2 separate regions of the Mus musculus genome follow, and region 2 is linked to region 1. The links are chromatin loops, found by intact Hi-C in ENCODE. Cell type or tissue: heart. All regions are shown on one strand. Each heading gives the region's core, and the rest is flanking DNA. Links, peaks and the distances in the headings are about the cores only.

Evidence for each region. Hi-C counts contacts between places; a loop is a spot of excess contacts. Peaks named below come from ENCODE experiments on the same cell type or tissue, not always from the same donor. Only the 100,000 strongest peaks of a DNase experiment are listed, where the experiment ranks them.
Region 2: it touches region 1 in a loop (2.1-fold over the local background); 4 of 42 quality-filtered maps call a loop at or near these places.

The regions. Positions count from the first base shown.
Region 1 is chr13:63,229,182-63,239,144 of GRCm38, reverse strand. The region is part of intron 11 of Aopep (aminopeptidase O); the gene reads right to left. Among named protein-coding and RNA genes, the nearest start is that of Gm16907, 63 kb to the left of the region's middle. In heart, for the core only: a CTCF peak has its summit at 4,411 (motif pointing left); DNase peaks (open chromatin) are centred at 2,774, 3,354 and 7,264; H3K27ac peaks cover 2,347 bases.
Region 2 is chr13:62,965,321-62,975,283 of GRCm38, reverse strand. The region is part of intron 1 of Aopep (aminopeptidase O); the gene reads right to left. It also overlaps the pseudogene Tubb2a-ps1. Among named protein-coding and RNA genes, the nearest start is that of Aopep, 5.4 kb to the right of the region's middle. In heart, for the core only: no CTCF peak of the experiment used is centred there; a DNase peak (open chromatin) is centred at 4,613; H3K27ac peaks cover 282 bases.

The DNA of each region.
Region 1 (9,963 bases), core at 777-8,776:
ATGCATGTTCATTTGCTAAGTATCTTACGTATATTAAGCGGTCTTACATACAGGTACAACCATCACATCCAACTTTACCCTGCTTTAAGGGGAATGCATAGAAATATGTAATGCTTTGGAAAGCGGGGAAGCACACACACATAAATCGGTAAAAATTATCAACAACATGCAGAAATCTACTTAATTTTAAACAGAAAGATAACTTTGAAGTATTCAAGCTTCCTGCTGCTACTCACAATTCCAGAATCAATATACATCCATCCTGGCAGACACTGCCTTTGATCATTAATTTTTCCCCTTGGGTGTTTACTACCCTTAGGAACACTAACATAAGGAGTTCAACGCAAAGAGTTTATTATTAGTAAGAAAGGTAACTATTGCAAATTAAGCTGTACACAGACATTTATAAGAACTTGTTATGGCTGGATAGCATTTAAAGCATTTAAAGGCTTCCCCCCTCCCACTCCCCCTTGGTCCTACAATTTTCATTTCGTTGTAATCTCAAATCACATGTGTATGTGAAACTGTGCTCAAATCCATAACCCCCACAGAGCCACTGGTAATATCTTAGGAACCAAAATCTAGAGCTCTGGTCCTCACCAACAGCCCCTTTTAGCCCTGCCCAGCCCCGGAGTGCGCAGGAGCACTGACTTAGACTGAGTGGTCCCCTAATGTGTCCCCTTGCCCCATAGTCCTTTCTATAGAGAAGCCATGAGAGTCTTTCCAAAGGAAATTACAATCCCATCCCTTTGCTTTACTGGAAACGCATGGCCTGCCTCTGGCTTCTACCTGAAGTATCATGTCTGAAAGGTTTCTCCTCCCTATCCAGCTCAAAGTCCAATAGTCCCCAGTATTCTAGTAGCACCCTGCCTGTATCACCTTTTGCAACTCTGTCACTGAGGCCTCATTATTAGAGCAGGGTTAAGTTTCAGATCTTGAAAGCGCGTATCTCACACCCCTCCCACACACACTCATCATTTCCATTGCATATTTTATAAAACGCACTTACACTTTGCATTTCGTATGTCTGAAGAGCCAGTGTTAAACTGAAATCAAGCCCTCATCTTATATTAGGCTTACTCAGTACGGCACGATTTTTATGGCTATTAATTTTTAATCTACCATGTGGGTATGTAGGTGGGGCGAAGTGTGTGTGTGTGTGTGTGTGTACATGCCATGTCATGTGTGTAGAGACAGAGGATAATGTGCAAGTCAGGCCTCTCCTACCTCGTGGGATATGAGATAAAGTTTAGGCTGTCAGCTTTGCAGCAATCACCTTCAACCTGCGAAGCCATCTTGCCACCTTGTTATTTATTTTTATTATTAACTGATTAAATATCTATCTCCCTGATGATACTTTAAGCTCCTGGAATGGCTCTATCCTGTTTGTTTGTTTTTCTTGATTTTTGTCTAGACATTAAAACAGGGCCTAACACACAACAGATATTCGATGTCTTAACAGTGAAGGGAGCTAGAGTGAGAGTTCAGTGGATCAAAGCTCCTGCTCCTAAGCTGACGACCTTGGTTCAATCCCAGGGTCTACATGGTGGAAGGAGAGAAGCAACGATACACTCCTTCCATGGCACTTGTCTGGCACACACTCATACAGTAATAAATAAATAAATGTAATAAAATTTTATTTAAGTTAAATACAAGTAGACAGGGACAGAGGAACACACAGTATCCAGTTTAAGGGTGGTTTAATCTTATAATGATTATGTCTCTAATTAACTCCACTTTCTCTAACTGCTGGAATATCACCATTTGTAAAAAAACACAGACTTTTACATTTGAAGAAAAAAAAGAGGGACACATTTCTAAAATGACTTAAAAAACAAAAATTGAAAATAAAAGGTCCCGGGCTGGTGAGATGGCTCAGCGGGTAAGAGCACCCGACTGCTCTTCCGAAGGTCCAGAGTTCAAATCCCAGCAACCACATGGTGGTTCACAACCACCCGTAACAAGATCTGACTCCCTCTTCTGGTGTGTCTGAAGACAGCTACAGTGTACTTACATATAATAATAAATAAATCTTAAAAAAAAAAAAAGAAAAAGAAAATAAAAGGTCCCTATATACCACTAATTCAAATTACATCTTGGTGCTGAGGGCTGAATTTAACCCAGAATGAAGGATATAACACTAGAAAAATTAATGTTCTTATTGTTCAACACAACCTGAATAAATTTCTCTGGTGTCTACTTAAATCCCTTCTTGCTTATGAGTTAATGCAAATGTCAGTAGACTATGGAGAAACCTTTAAACACATTGAAAATTTGCAGTCAGGGACAGATAGTCTAGCATACTCCAGAGTGACAAACGTACTTTCAAGATATCCTTTAAAAATGGACTGTTTTATGTTTGGATTATATCTTTTTAAATGCCTCAGCTAGTTGACAGGCATGTTTGGAAAGGAAGTTTTTCTAAGAAACTTTTTGTCAAAGCAGTTCATAACAGTCAAAGAAAAATTCAGAGCCTAAGGAAATGCCATTGCTTTTAAACAAAAGCCCTGCTAAATACAGAAACTGGAGATTATTTTCACAGAGAAAGTATTTTTTGGTTTTCTCTTTCAATCTTTTTTTTTTTTTTTTTTTTTAGTGGAAGAGGAAGTTATTCTCTCACGGGAAAAGGGTCTTGATGCCAATCTCGTACTGATTGGGTGGGTGCTCTCTTCCTGCTTCTATTTGGTGAACGAAGCATAACACAGAGGAATGAGGAGAGTCCACAGGAAGCCCTGTAGGGCAAACATAGGGAGCCCTTTAATTATTCCAGCAGACAGCAAATTATGCTCCCCTGGGCAAAGGCAAGGGAGAACCATCTGTAGAGAGAAGCCAAGGACTTTGGCTCCCAAAGGATCTAAGGGCTCTGTTACTAACCTATGCCAGGCTTATAGCATCAGCACTGGAGAGACTGTTGCAGGATTGTGAGTTCTAGGACAGTCTGAGCAACAGAATAAAACAAAACAAAACGTCAGGACAGAGGGTGTCTGCAGGGTCTGCAGATATAGTTACCTATAGATGAAGCAACAGGAACAAGTCAGAATTAAAACTGACCCTGACCGAGTGTTACAGCTTTAAATTTTGACTGAATGTAACACACCTTAGGTGTTGTTTTCTCTGAGTTTAGAAGAAAGCATACTCTTTTTGTCTTCTTCATCGGTGCTATGACGGAGGCCTTAGTTTCTTTCTGAGGGAGATTTCAGCCCTGTCAGGTGGATATAATCCTGCAGCCCAATTTTCAGGACAGAAGTATGGATCACACCGGGTAGGCCACCGCAGGCTTAGCTCCCTGCCCAGATTGTTTTCCTGTTTGTAAGTGCTGCCCTGACCTCATCAATGCTACCCAGAATGCTCTGCGAGCCCAGGCTAGTGGACAGTGTGTAAGATGCTGCTGTCCCCTTCCCCTGTACTTTAGCACTAAGGGCTGAGCCTGGGCACATGGACCCTAGCCAAGGGCTCCTCTACTGGACTGTGCTCTTTGCTGTAAGCTCATGATCCTCAATAAGGAGCTGAGGGAGGCTAACTAATGGTGCTGTGCTAACAAAAAACAACACAAAAACAAAACAATCACACCTACCACAGGCTCATGCCCATTTCCCAGACTATGGATGATGAAACTTCTCCTGGGGAGGGGTGGGGGATGTGGCTGAGTTCATGCTTAGGTCCAGTCAGACCTCTATAAAGCTGGCCCTGTAAAGGACTCCATCTTCCTGTGCTCTAGGCATGACCTCTTACCATGTAGATCTGCTGAGATGATATCCACCCCTATGGGGGGGGGGCATCAAGAGAAAAAGCCCTGTAAATCCACTGCTGTGCTGACTGGGACCTGGCTATTTCTTCCCTCAGTTTTACTTCTCTCTGGTACCAATGTCAGGAATGGTCAGACAAAGGCACCTTGTTTCTTGTCATCCTTCTCATGGCATGGAGTTTTGGGGTCCTCCTTAGCCAGAACAGGAACCTCAGGGACAGTTTGCTGGATATTACCTAAGCTCCTTGCCCATCTTCCTGCCAAGTTCTGCCATTCTGTTTTGGAAGCTGCCTTAACTCCATTTTGAGCAGGAGAGGTCTGAATAAATAAAAGTATTGGGTTTTACTTTCTTTCCACTTTAATTTGCATTTCTCCTTGGTGAGCTGGAAAATGTCATGTTTCCAGCATTTCTCTCCATTAATACAATACTTGGAAGTTACATATGAATGCTAAAGCCATATGGTTATGTTCATTATGAAGTTCAAAGAAAATATTAGGAAACAACAACAGTAAAGATAATACCACATATGTACCACAGAGGTGTCTTAAGAATGTTGACCATGGGGCTAGAGACAAGTCAGTGCTTAAGAGCACTGGCTGCTCTTCCAGAGGTTCTGAGTTCAATTCCCAGCACCCACATGGCTGTTTATGACCATCTACAAAGGGATCTGATGCCCTCTTCTGGCATGCAGGTGTACATGCAGCTGAGCACTCATCCATTCAAGAAGGAGGAAGAGGAGGAGGAGGAGGAGGAAAAGAAGGAAGGAAGGAAGGAAAGAGAGAGAAGAGAAGAGAAGAGGAGAGGAGAGGAGAGGAGAGGAGAGGAGAGGAGAGGAGAGGAGAGGAGAGGAGAGGAGAGAAGAGGAGAGAAGAGAAGAGAAGAGAAGAGAAGAGAAGAGAAGAGAAGAGAAGAGAAGAGAAGAGAAGAGAAGAGAAGAGGCGAGGAGAAAATGTTGACCAGTTTAATGATATCAAGGCCAGAGGAAAGGTGTTCTGAAGTGCCAGCTATCAGAGATCTCAAGAACCTTGCAACTGGTAGAAAACCAGAACAGCTCACTATCAACAGAAGCAGTTTACACAGCACTGGACACTTAAGCTGCTCTGCCTATGCCGCTTGGGGTCACTGCTTAAGAATGGAGACAATGGGTCTTAGGTAATTTCAGTGCCTTTATCACTTCATATAGCCTGGCCCTTAAGTTCTGAATGGAACATCCACTGTGACCATGTCCCTTTAAAAATCTTGTTTATTATATGGATATGATTAATCCCAGGTCAAATTACAGACCACAAAATGTAACCCAACCCCATAACATCTGCTATAAGAGACATTATCATATATTCTTCACCATAAGTATGGCTGTAGTTTGTGTGTGTGTGTGTGTGTGTATGAATGTGTGTGTGCAGATGTGCATGCATGTGTGCACGTCAACATAAAGGCAATAGGTCAATCCTGGGCGCTGTCCCTTGAGAACTATTCACTTTAGTTTCTGAAACAGGGTCTCTCATTGGGCTGAAGCTTGACAAGGTGGCCACAGTCTGGCTGCCTTGCCTCCCCCGGTCTTTGTTATACCTGTTCTGTGGATCAAATTCAGGTCATCACACTTGCATGGCAGGCATTTTATTGAGTGTGTCATCTCCCCAGCCCCTGACTGTAATTCTTCATGTCACCTTGACATTTACTCATAGACACTATAACCTTAAAGGGTCATCATAGGTGAAATACTAAATCACATACAGGGGCTTTCCATCTGCAGTTCCTACCTCTAAATCCTCTTTGAGAATCACCGTGTATGTGTCTCACAATGTGTGTGTGTGTGTGTGTGTGTGTGTGTGTGTGTATGTGTGTAAGAGAGAGAGAGAGAGAGAGAGAGAGAGAGAGAGAGAGTATAAATACGGGTATGTGTGTATGTGTCAGTGTGGGTATGTGGTGTGGTGTGGTGTGGTGTGGTGTGGTGTGGTGTGGTGTGGTGTGGTGTGAGGGGATGTGTTGATATGAGGTGAGTGTTGGGGTAGGGGTGTTACAAATCTCACCATTTGGGGCCCTCTATGATTTATGCCTCACAGTCATCTTAATGTCCTCTTTTTCAGTAATTTCAATGTGCTAACAGTGCTGAGAAACACTAATTTGGGTGTTTTTAATGATGTCCTATATGTAACAGCTACCAAAAAAAAATTATAGATATTTGGGAGGCATCTAACTTTGAAGGCCAATGACACAGAGGGTGTTGTGTTCTATGACAGCAAGTTCCCATGGGTGGAAAGAAGGGAGACATGATGATGAAGAGGATGGACTGTTGGGCTGACACAGGGAGCATTTCCCATCACTTCTATTTAGGAATAAACTAAGGACATGAATAAACAAGCCTACAAAAAGACTTAAACAATATAAGATTTCAATGGCCCTCCCATGAAGAAGCAAGGAATACTTTTGAGATTCATGGTTAATACAATTCTGGGTCTTGCACAAAGACCTTGACACGTGTCTTTGGGGGGAGGGGGAGGGGGAGGGGGGGTGCTGGTTTAATGCTGGCCTAGAGCACTGTCTACAGAAGGTATCACTTCCCATGGTCTGATTACAGATCTAGCCTAGAATCAGGGAGGAGGCCTATTCCAGTGGAAAAGACCCGTTGCTATGTACAAAGGGATTGCTTCATTCAAGAGTAGCCATGCTGGCTGACTTCCTTAAGTTGTGGGTAGCCTGCTCAAGCCAAATGGGTTCCCTTGATTAGAAAACACACACACACACACACCCTCATGCATGCATGTTGGGAGAATTAATGACAAACATCTCCCCAAAGGCACAAACACACATATATTGTCTGATGGTATTTTACTAGCTGGAAAGCCAGCAGCACATGTGGATACTTTCCCTTCATTTCATGGGGTGGGATTTGGCATGGCATGGTATGGTGTGCAGAAGTGTGTGCATGCGTCTGTGCCGCTGCCCCATGTGCCAAGGTGTGCAGAAGTGTGTGTGCACGAGTGGATGTGCCACTGTCCCATGTGCCTGTGAAGGAAGGGCTGTGTAAGAAGTCTATGACCCCAGAAAATCTATTCTTTTATAAAATTTCCCACTCAGAAGAGATTGTTGGTCATCAGGCCTTTAAAAGGAACTTAAATAAGTTGCAATTTACAAACAGAAGACTGTGCCTGAATCATCTCTATTAACAAGCATTATAAAAATCTCTCCCTCATACACACAGAGGAAAGTACAGTCTACCACTGTGAAGGGTTGCTAACTCTAATACAAATAATTATGATAGAAAGCCAGTTTCCAGGGTGTTTGTTCACTGAACAGTTAGCTCCGTAGAAGGAGGTGCCCTGGGAAAACAAGAAGAAGGGCCTGTGCTGATTGGTTATTAATCCATTTCTTCTTCCTGGGACGTTCCTCCAGTCATGGATTAAATCAATGTTTAATGCTCCCCAGGCCCAGCTGTGTCCATATTAGGAAAGCCAGAGCTCACATCTCTCCAGGGTAAAAAGGACCTGCCCTTCCTTGCTCTGCTTCCACCCACCGTGTGTGGAGGGGGAGTGTGGGTGCTGGGGAATGTGAACTTGATCCCACACTGATCAGCCAAGCAGCACACCCTCATTGTTCTTTAGATACCAAACATAGCTTCTCTCTAGAAGGGATCAACCCAGTCACTCGACACACAGCATAGCTTTTGTGCTCAGCAGTCAGACAAGCAAAAGCTCTACAGGACATTAAAGCTTTGCATCATGGATACCCCTAAGAGATCAGGTGCAAGAGACAATTTATACTTCTACGTTATACCTCAGACGATAAGACTAACAGGCTCCTAGGACCCTCCCACTTCTCTGAGTTGCCCACAGAATCCAAGGCCTCATACATACTAGGTGAATAAGTGGTCAACAAGCTCCACATTGTCCAGACTGCATTCCTAGTTATGAGTTTTAACCTATTATACAACTGCTGCGGTTTGTTTTAGCTTTGCTTATCTTCTTTGCCTTGCTGTCTGAGGTTCAAGGTCATCAGAAAACGGGCTAGTGCAGCCAGCTAGCTGTCACTGTTTTCTGTGATATCCTGTGAATCTGGCCTCACTGTCTTGGGTCAACGGCCAGGTGTAATGGGGAAGGTGCCCCTGAGAACTGAGACCAAGGTACCCTCTCTCGGCTTCTCAAACACTCATGCCACACAACCTCCCTGAGCCTGTGAGAGTCACACACTTTATTGAGGGTGAAGTGAGACGATGCATGAAGCAAGCACAAGGGTAATCTTTAATTCCTCCACAGTCTCCACCCCCACCTTTTTCCTGCAGACAAAAGCCTATCTGGTAGTTTGAACCAAAGTAAACTTTCAAAGGTCTCACAAATAACTGGGTTGTGACATCATAATAGAAAAGCCTGTTCTGACAACCACAGGAACTCAGTGTCCTTGGATGGAGCCTGGAGAGATGTGGCCCATCTGAGCTACTACAAACAAGCACCTGCCCCTTCCATTGACAAGTGGAAGACAAGAGGAAGCAGGTCCCTGTTATTATGAAGTAGAATCAATAATTCTATTAGTAGCCCCTTCTCATACAAAACAATAGGCTATCTCTTGTTACAGGAATAAGGAAAACAAAGCAAGACCTGGTGGTCACACCTGTAATCTCAGCATTTGTAACATGGAGTCAAGAGGATCAAGAGTCCAAGGCCACCCTAGGATGCATGGTAATACTGTGTCAAAACAAACAAAGAAACTGACCATACAGTGGCATGTTGACACTCCTCTGAATGTATCAGCACAATTAAGTCTCAGTTGTGGAAATGTTGCAAACCCAAAGCACTAATTAACAGGGGCTTCCAAGTTAGATGGACTCATTAGTTGCCTCATCTATAAAATGGGTGCAACAATGTTGATCTTACAGACTTCTGAGTAGACATACATCAGTATCATGTGTGATGCTCCTAACAGAGTCTCTCCCATATAACAGCCGCTTTCATCTTGAATTTTCTAATATTTAAAATGGGACAGAGGAAAGAATTAAATTACATTAAAAACAATTACAGTTCTTAGGGCTGGAAAAGAAGGCTCGATGGGTAAAACCCTTTGTTAAAAGCATGAGGACCTGAATGTGGATCTCATAAACTCATTAACAGGACAGAACAAAACAAGAACACCCCCCCAAAAAGAAAACAAACCCTAAAAACTAAAAAAAAAAAAAAAAAATAGAAAAAAACATAAAACAACCAAGCCATGATCCCAGAACTGGGAGGCCAAGACAGGAAAACTGCAGGGGCTTGCTAGGCAGCCAGTCTAATAACCAGTGAACTCTAGGGTTAGTGAGACACTCCAACTCAAAAATCAATGGAGGGGACAGAAAGAAAGTTCTGCAGGCAGAATGTTTTCTGCTTGTCCAGGGGATCCAAGTGTGGACTGCAGCACCCATACTCAGAGGCTCCCAACCTCCTGGAACTCCTGCTCTAGGGGATCAGATATACACTCTGACCTTTTTGCATGTATATATATACACACATATATATATGGCATTCATGCACACAAACAAATGCTTTTTTAAAAGTCTTTTAAAAGTGACAGAGAAAGAAAAACTCACACACTAGAGATTTAAAAACTACATTCAGATAGTTAAACAACTTACATATTCTTGTGTTTGCCATAGTTTCTTAAAGGATTTATGTAAAACTCCAAAACTCAGGCAAATATCTCTAACTACGAAACCAGTGACCAAAACCCCCCACAGAAACCAAACTAAGACAACAACTACAAAAGACCACCACCACCACCTCAACAACAAAACATACTTTGAGAAGGGGGCACCAAGAACTCTGGAGAATAATAAACCTCATAGTAACTTTATAACAAGCACAAGCACAGAGCCTTGAGGGGAAGCACATGTGTGCTTGGTGGCTCAGAGCAGGCCTGAAAGCACCTCGAGGAAAGGACACAGGGAAGGAAAAGAGATGAAGCTTTTGTCTGAGAGGCAGCAGCCAGACATCCCAGGAAATAGGAAGCCAGGTTGAAGGGATTGTCGCTGTTGCTGGTGACTCCCAGTCACTTACTTCCCCGGAGTCCTGGTCCTGAGCTCCGTATATTGAGTTTTGCTGTACTCCTTTATGGTTTTATGGCAACAAAGCTGTTGAAATTCAAGAATTTAGTTGTGATGCTTTGAGGCATGAGTGATGTCATGCTGTAAAGTTGAGGCTGATAACAACCAGGGTGCCCCTAGCACACTAAAAACTATCTTACCTGTGTT
Region 2 (9,963 bases), core at 677-8,676, 260 kb after region 1:
GAAAGAGGAACACTTCTCCATTGCTGGTGGGATAGCAATGTTGGACAACCACTCTGCAAATCAATCTGGCAGTTTCTCAGAAAACTGAAAATATTTCTACCTGAAGACCCAGCTATACTGCTCCTGGGCATATAATCAAAAGATGCTCCACCATATTATAAGGACACATGCTCCACTATGTTCATAGCAGCTTTATTCATAATTGCCAGAAACTAGAAACAACCCAGATGTCTCCCAACTGAAGAATGGACACAGAAAGTGTGGTTCATTTATATAATGGAATACTACTTAGCTATTATACACAAGGACTTTATGAATTTTGCAGGTAAATTGATGGAACTAGAAAATATCATCTTGAGTGAGGTAACGCAGACCCAAAATGACATGCATGGTATGTACTCACTAATGAGTGAATATTAGCCCAATAAGTACAGAATACCCATGATATACCCACAGACCCAAAGAAGTTAAACAAGAAGGAAGGCCCAGACATGGATATTTGAATCACACTTAGAGGGGGAAACAAAATAGTCATAGGAGGCAGGGGGAGGGAGAGAACGGGGGGGGGGGGATGAGGAGGCAGGGTCAGGTGCAGAGAGAGACAGGAGAGAGGCTCAGAAGGTCAGGAGAATGAACGGAAATCTGCAGCTGTTGGGAGTGAGGTTGGGGGTGGGGAGGGAAGAATCTCTAGGAAGTTCCAGAGACCTGGGATAGGGAAGGTTCCCAGAAGTTAATGCAGAGGATCTTAACAGTGGGGAACCTGAAGAGGCCACCTCCTGTAGCCAGCAGGACCCCCAATGAAAGGATAGGGACACCAACCCACTCACAAAACTTTTGACCCAAAATTTGTCCTGTCTAAAAGAAATGTAGAGATGGAGTAGAGACTGTAGGAATGGCCAACCAGTAACCAGGCTAACTCAAAACCCATCCCATGTGCAAGCACCAATCTCTGACATTATTAATGATATTCTGTTCTGCTTACAGATAGAAGCCTAACATAACTGTCTTCTGAGAGGCTCTACCCAGCAGTAGACTTAAACATATGCAGATATCCTCAGCCAAACATTAGATGAAGATTGGGGGGGGGGCATTTATGAAAAAGTTGGAGGAAGAATGGAAAGCCCTGAAGGGGAAAGAAACCCCACAGGGAGACCAAAATTATCAACAAACCTGAACTCCTGGAAGCTCTGAGTCTGAGCTACCAACCAAAGAACATACACGGGCTGGAACGAATTCCCCCTCCCCCGGCATATATGAAGCAGACAGGCAGCTCAGTTTTCATGGCTGCTTTGTCTGGACTCAGTGGGAGAGGATGTGCCTAATCTGGCAGACACTTGGTGTGCCAGGATGGGAGGTTACCCAGATTGGCCTCCACCCTCTCAGAGGAGAAGGGAAGAAGTTGGGGGAGAGACTCTATGAGGGAGGGACTGGAAGGGGAGCAGCATTTGGGAGGCAAATAAATACATAAATAAATAAAATTATAAAAATGCTCCCCCAGACTTCTGTACTGGGTAATCTCATTGAGGTAATTCCCCAGTTGAGGCTTCTCTTCTAAGGTGTACATAGATTTGTGCCAAAGCATATCCTCAGATGCCATGTAGGGGTATTACATCCAATTAAGACATTAATAAACAGAACTTTCAACAGAACTACTGGAAAAGCTAAAGGAAGGCACACTGAGCCATGGTCACTACCCCAGGAAACAGAAGTGCTAACTGGTACCGAAAGCTCTGGTTTCTGTTCTTTTCTCCCAACGGAATGCATGATGACTGTTGATACCAATCCATCTAAACATATAAATAGGCATTAAAACCAACAGTCCATTAACACTTGGTAATATTCAAAGACATCACTGAGCACTGAATAGTCAAAGAGCTGTTCCTGGCACCTAGGCCGCAGAAGCCAGGGGCGCTACTGCTAAACACCCTACAATACACAGGACAGTGTGACCTAGAGTCAGAAACAAACATTCCTGACACCAAGAGTCCAGATTCCATGGTGTTCTTTAAACAGTGCAGCTCATGGCCTCGTTTCTTTTCTTTCTTTGGAGGGGCCACCATGGCACGCATGTGGAGGTCAGAGGACAACTTGTAGGAGTTGGTTATGCCTTCTACTATGTGGGTCAGGGGACAACCCTGGCTGTCAGGCCTGGCAGCAAGCACCTTCACCCTCTGAACCATTTCACTGGGAGCACGGGGGCCAATTATCTATTTCTTTATTACTCACATAATAAATTAGCTTCAATTTTCCTGTTTTTTTTTTCTCATTCTTCTAACACAACTATTCTATAAAACTTAACCCCCAGTGGGATCATCCAACTTTTAACTCTCAACTAAGCCTATGGAGAACTCAACCTAAGTAAGTAACACAATCGCAAGAATGGTTGCCTCTGCATATTCAAAAATTCCAACATGAGAAGAGAGTGTTAGAATTGTGTCTGCAGTTCCTGGCCTTTCCCTTCAACAATCATTATAAACTTCACTCTATCTTCCATTCCTAACTCACTGAAGGAGCATCCATATCAGCATCCATTTGCATCTCTTAAACCCTTCCGCTGCAGTAAGGTAAGAGCTTCTGCCATTCTCTTTCTTCCCCAGCCCCCTCCCCCAACCTCGGTGTTAAGACTTGAACCCAGGGCTTCCCACCGGCCCAACAAGGGCTCTACCCCTGAGCCCACAGGAACTCATCTTCATCTCTTCCCTCCTTTCTCTTCTCAGGACAGAAGTGTCCTTTGCACCTGAGCACAGCCTGACTGTGGTTTCTGCTGTGGACAGAATCCTGTTTGGCCCTCTGGGTTCTTGAGTTATTATTCATCTAAGACCCCTGAATCCTCCACTTCAACATCCTCCCCTTCCCCAGCATTGTTTTTAATCTGAGAAGAGATTGCTACAATCTTTTGATCAAAGCCCCACAAATAAACAAAAGACTCTCTCTCCCACACCTCTCTCTGACTATTCTCTTTAGTCCACTACTCAACCCCTTTCTGCCCACTAGTCTCTGCTCACATCTTACTAGACCACTGAAGTCCCACAATGGAGGTAAATTACTTCCTCAAGAACAAATTCAGGGGGTTTTCTTGTCTTTTAATCTTGAGGAATTATGGCACTGACCAAGCTCCCTCCCTTCAAGTGTCTCTCCTCTTCTAGGATCTGTGATTACATTCTCTCCTCTATCTTTCTACCTCTGGCCTTTTCTTCCCTCACTTCTTAAATGAACTGTGACCTCTGTGTCCTATAGCTCTGGCTTCAAATCTTACTCACCGGACAGGGTGATCCCTGCTCTAAAGCTTCAAGCCTATGTCCCTGGTCCCACATTTTCCTAGTAGATGGCACTAGTGTCTACCTTGTTGCTTGAGGCAGAACTCTGGAATAAGTCCAGATTCCTCACTTACACCTAGGGCCAAAGTCAAAGCCAGGCCACTTTAATTCAATTATCTCTGAGGCCTGCCGTACCGGTTCCTTCTCTCTGCAATCTAATACAGGTCACACATCACTGCAGGAAAAATGACACCTACACGTGAGTAAACGACTTGGAGGCTCCTCTTATGGGATGGCTCACCGGAACACATCATGCTGGAATTAGTTTTTGCAGAATGGATTCATGAATACAGGCAGATAACTGAGCATCTTGGTCTTGAGATTCTCAGATGTTTAACAAAGGGTAACAGAATCTCTATCCTCCAGATATAATAGACAGTTCAGACCTCCAAATGTACAGAATACTGTGACATAGGCCTGATATTACTGGTAACAAACAAACAAACAAAAAAACAAAACAAAAACAAAAACAAAAAAACCTGATTTGCCTTTCATGCCAAAATAGAGCAAACACATCCTAATTTCCACTGCTTTCCAAAACTGGACCTTCAATTGCAAATGTCAAAGAAATAAAGTGTAAGCAAATGAAGAGCCAAGAGAAATCACAATGCAGCTGATAATAAAAACATAAATGCTACTTCACAACAATTTCTTCAGAAATCATAGAGTAACAAATTAGCAGTGAAATGAGTTTGTCAGAACCCATTGTAATGCTCATCAAGGCTAAGAACAAAAGGCTTCCTTCCACGGGGCTCTGAGTGTGGGAACTGCACAGTGTTCAAATATAAAGCTTTCAAAGAATTAAGACTCAGTTGTGGCAACGTCATCTGAATTCCCTGTGGATGTGATTGGCTCATGCAAACCAGACTTGGGTGTCCACTCGGAGTGTGGGTTGGTTCTTGCGTTGCCCAATGAATTCGGAAGTTACGTACAGTGAAAAGGAGAAGGCAGGCAAAAAGCATAGCAATTCTGTTATAAAGTCAGTATTGACCACATCTAGGGATAAATGAGCTTTGGAGCCAGAGAGCCCAACTTCAGAATCCACTTTTGCCACCTAATTTTAATTTTGTAATTTTAATAATCGACTCAATTTGCCTATGCTACAAAGCTCTTCATGTATAAAATAGAAACTAAAAAAGTTCTTATTTCATGGGCAAAGTGCCTAGAAGCATGTGTGAATGTTGTATAACAGAACAGCAGGTGATGTCATCACCACTGGCATTTTCTTTACTATTTTTAGACTCCATATCACACTACAGTCTGCGCTTCGACTCCAACTTAACTCTGTCCACCAGACACTGTGTCCACAATGCAAAACAGTATCACTTCAGTTGGCATCTCTATCCACACCGTCTGCCAGCTCAGAAACAATCACTAAGAAGTAGGCTCATGCCAATCTCAACACTCCCCAAAAGTACAGTGCATGATCTACCCATACGGTGGAATAGTATTTATCCCTTAAAAGGGATGAGAATCTGATATATGCTGCAGCACGATTAAGCTCTGAGAACATTTTGGGTGAAATAGAGCAGTCAGAAGTGGGCAGATATGGCAGGATTTCATCAACTAAGACCTCTGGAGTTAGCAGACACAGCAGGGCTGGAACAGAGGACACCTGGAGTGAGGGAGAGAGGAGGGTGGGTGGGAAGCTATCACTCAGTGTGTTCAGCATTTCTTTTGAGGATGATAAGGTTCTAGCGATAACATTGCAGAGTCACATAGTTGTGTGCATGTGCCTGGTACCACTCAACCTAAAGAACTTAAAGCAGTAATAATTTTTAGCTTATGTATTTTCTAGTTCACATACATAAAATAAAAAATAAGCATTTAAAACCCACAGAATACATCTTCAAAGCAAGTTGTAATATAAGCATGAGTCTTAACTCATTCTCAAGTTTCTAAGTAGCGACCACAGGAATCAACATTTACCTTGTAGCCAGCCTTGGTCTAAAATACCCAGCATGAATGGGGAGAGGACACAGCTTAACATTTTCATAAGAGGGATTATATCACTTTTATTTTAGATAGAAACCTGCCGTGTAACCCATAACTAGCAATGCTCCTGCCTCAGCCTTTTGAATGTAAGGATTATAAGTGTTTGCCACGATGCCTGAGTTTCATTTTCTGGGTTAAAACAATTTTTAGTCCCTTGAAAGGAGGGAAAGAAAACTGCTCTGGGGGCTATGTGTTCCTGTGGTATGTAAAAGCAGTTTTTGAAGGAGATACTAATCCTTACATGCCCATAATGACACACATACTTCTGCAGTATCTCCACCAGACAACACTGAAATAACCTTAAAATTAAGAGGAAATTCAAAAGTCCATTACACAAAAGTACAATATTTTAGGCTGGCAAAATGGCTCATCAGGTGAAGGTGCTAACCACCAAGTTGTGGCCTGAATCCAATCCCTCAAACCCACATTGTAGGAGAAAGGTGACTCCCACAAGTTGTTAGTTCTCTGAAGTCAGTATATCCAGTATCTCACAAACACTTGCATACAATCAGAAATAGGTACCTGCAATGACTAGCCCCTTTTGTGCTGTATTTTTCTTCAAGACAGGGTTTCTATATGTAGCCCTGGCTATCCTGGAACTCACTCTGTAAGCCAGAGTTGCCTCTTAGAGATTCAGCTGCCTTTCCCTCCTGAATCTGGGATTAAAACTGTGTGCCACCACTGCCTGGCTTACAAATAAACTTTCTAAAGAGTGGATGTTTCAAATCTCCTCAAGCAAAATGGTTATTGTATAGTAAAGACACAGCGAAGGAAAGTTTAACAAGTGATCACTTCCCAAATAGCAGGATCCCAGTCAAGGCAATCAATCCTCTGGTAAACACCACACATTCATTAAATGTTTTTCAAAGAACAACAGTTTCCAAATAACGAGAGTGTCATTTTCAAAAGATGGAAAGCCAAGACCAGACAACAATGTCAGAAAGTGCTTAGCTGGTCCTTGTAGGGAATCTGGTACTGCCCCAGGCTTTTCTTCACGGGAACTCACTGTGTCTTCATAACACCCATCTAAGCAATCCTATTGCTCCCAACTGACCAACAAGAAAACCGAGGTGTAGAGGGGTCAGGCACTTTGCCTAGGATTCAAGGTGCCTACTAAGCAAAAGAGCCAGGGTGTAAAATCTAGACCTCTATTGGTGCGATCTGCAGTTTCCTTATTGTGCCTTACTGTCCACTGGAGGCAATGGAAAACGATCCACAAGAAGCCCGGCAGACGGTCTTTTGCGCTCCTTAGCCCTCTGTCCATACAGTGCTCCGAGGGCAAGAGCCTCCACTCCTTCTACAGCCAGCACCACGCGCGAGATCATGCACATCCAGACGGGCCAGTGTGGCAACCGGATCGGGGCTAAGTTTTGGGAGGTGATAAGCGACGAGCATCGACCCCACTGGCAGTTACCATGGCGACAGTGACTTGCAGCTGGAGAGAATCAATGTGTACTACAATGAAGCTGCTGGCAACAAATATGTACCTTGGGCCATCCTAGTGGACCTGGAGCCTGGCACCATGGACTCCGTGAGGTCGGGACCATTCGGCCAGATCTTCAGGTCAGACAACTTTGTGCTCGGCCAGAGTGATGCAGGAAATAACTGGGCAAAGGGCCACTACAGAAAGGGGGCCGAGCTAGTGGACTCTGTCCTGGACGTGGTGAGGAAGGAATCAGAAAGCTGTGACTGTCTCCAGGGCTTCCAGCTGACCCACTTACTGGGGGGAGGCACTGGCTCAGGCATGGGGACCCTGCTCATCAGCAAGATCAGAGAGGAGTACCCAGACCGCATCATGAAGACCTTCAGCGTCATGCCCTCACCCAAGGTCTCTGACACTGTGGTGGAGCCCTATAATGTCACCCTCTGAGTGCACCAGCTGGTAGAGAACACAGATGAAACCTAGTCTATCGACAATTAGGCTCTGTAGGACATCTGCTTCCGCACCCTGAAGCTGACCACACCCACCTATGGCGATCTCAACCACCTGGTGTCAGCCACCATGAGTGAAGTGACCACCTGCCTGCGCTTCCCAGGCCAGCTGAACGCAGACCTGCACAAGCTGGCTGTGAACATGGTGCCATTCCCACGCCTGCACTTCTTCATGCCAGGCTTTGCACCTCTGACCAGCCAGGGCAGCCAACAGTACCGAGCCCTGACAGTGCCCGAGCTGACCCAGCCTATGTTCAACTCCAAGAACATGATGGCTGTCTGCGACCCTCGCCATGGCCGCTACCTGACCATGGCCATTTTCCGTGGCCGCATGTCCATGAAGGAGGTGGATGAGCAGATGCTCAACGTGCAGAACAAGAACGAACAGCAGCTACTTCGTGGAGTGGATCCCCAACAATGTCAAGACGGCCGTGTGTGACATCCCTCCTCGTGGCCTCAAGATGTCAGCCACCTTCATTGGCAATAGCATTGCTATCCAGGAGCTGTTCAAGCGCATCTCTGAGCAGTTCACTGCCATGTTCCAGCGCAAGGCTTTCCTGCACTGATACACGGGCGAGGGCATGGACGAGATGGAGTTCACCGAGGCGGAGAGCAACATGAACGACCTGGTACCAGCAGTACCAGGATGCCACGGCTGATGAGCAGGGAGCAGGGTGAGTTCGAGGAGGAGGAGGGCGGGAATAAGGCTTGAGTTCCCCAGGCCAAGCAGGTTAGGGAAAGCTGAGATGAAAGAAGGGGGTGGGGTGGGGGGCTTAATCTGTGAAAATACCTTGGCAGTTGAAGGAAGGAGAATGGTCTTAGGTTTGTGCTGGGTCTCTGGTGCTCTTCACTGTTGCCTGTCACTTTTTTTCTCTTTTTGTTATACCGATAACATCAATGTAACACTTGAGATCTTTCTGAACTCCTGTTGTAATGGCTAAAATCACATAAACCTTTGTGTCCTAACGGTGTCTTGTTTTCTTTCTCTTCCTTTCTTCCTATCAAGCTCTTTCTTATCAACTTAAATCCACCTTTCTGAACACAGAAAATTTTCTTCCTTTAGAAAAGACTGAAAGCCCAGGTGTTTCTTCTTTGGGTATGCTACTAATATAAGTTGAACCAAAAATGGCCTTACTTAATCCAACAATAAGTAAGAAACAATGGATTTTTAAATGTCCTTTGGTACACGGGGGGGGGGGGGGGGGGGGAAGCCCGGCAGACGCAAATGCAAAGCACCTGGGGAGTCAGAGACAGCAAAGGTTCTGAGGAAGTCATCACATTTCAGCACAGGCCAAGTGATGTTTGTGACTGCATACCAGAAGAAAGAAGGCAAGAAAACCACTTGATGCCTTTAATTTATTTATTGATATTTACATTACTAGAAAAAAAGGGGGGGGGGCAAACGTAAAATCACTCATTTCTTGGATCTCTGAATAGAAGGTACTTACAAAGCAACATCATTTTCCATGTATGTCACAATTAAAGATAAGGGTGCTTTCGCTCTTCTCTCTCTCTCTCTCTCTCTCTCTCTCTCTGTGTGTGTGTGTGTGTGTGTGCGCGCGCGCGCGCGTGCGCGTGCCTGTAGGAAGAAGACATGTTTCCAGATGTCTTAACTTTAAGAATATGAGAATTTACAACATATTTACAAAGTATCAAAATAGGGGCTTAAGAGGCAGCTCAGTGGGCTGGAGAGATGGCTCAGCGGTTGAGAGCACTGACCACCGACTGCTCTTCCACTGGTCCTGGTTTCAATTCCCAGCAACCACATCGTGGCTCACAACCGTCTGTAATGGGATCTGGTGTCCTCTTCTGGTGTGTCTGAAGAGAGCACTGGTGTACACATATACATAAAATAAATAAATGAATCAAGAAGAAGAAGAAGAAGAAGAAGAAGAAGAAGAAGAAGAAGAAGAAGAAGAAGAAGCAGCTGCTGCTGCTGCTTCGGCGGCATCTCAGGCTGAAAACCACCTGCTGTGTAAGCACGAGGACGCAAGTTCGGTCCCCAGAACCTGAGTGGAAAGTTTCAGGTCTGTGATTCCAGTGCTGGGGAGATAGAGGCGGGCATTTTCAAGAGTTGCTGGCTAAACCAATCTACCTGGCAAGCTCTAGGCCAGTGAGAGAACCTGTCTCAAAAACACATAAACAAAAAACGGTGGCCAGCATCTATGAAACCACAGTTGATGTTATCCCTTGTCTCCACATGCGTACACGTATTGCACACGTGCATGTGTGTGTTACACACACAATTCATATGGTCAGATGGGTGAATAAACGTATGGAATCACATATGACTAATGTAAAAAGCCTGGAATTTGACCACTGATGGTGGTTATTTTTAAAGGGGAGGAAGAGGAGAGGAGAGAGAGAGACCTTGAAGCCATGCATAACCTTGAATTTAAACTTGCCCTTTGCTTTTGGTTACTGGGAATTTTTCACCCAGTCAATTTGATGGAGCTGAGCCTCAGTTATTTTCTCTGTAAGGCAAACATAATAGTTCATAACTTGCAATACTGCATGAACTAAGGAGACAATGAAATGTAAGTGCAGGGCACAATCCCTGGAGTCTAAAAGACAAGTCGACAGTAAACAATATTATTCTCTGTAGCTCCCAATACGGGACAACCTAATCTTTACCAACTAGGAAATCACTAGCAGCCTTCTCAAATCACACGGAGCACAACACACCCTTCTGAAATGAATGCGCTAGTTGCACGTGGAA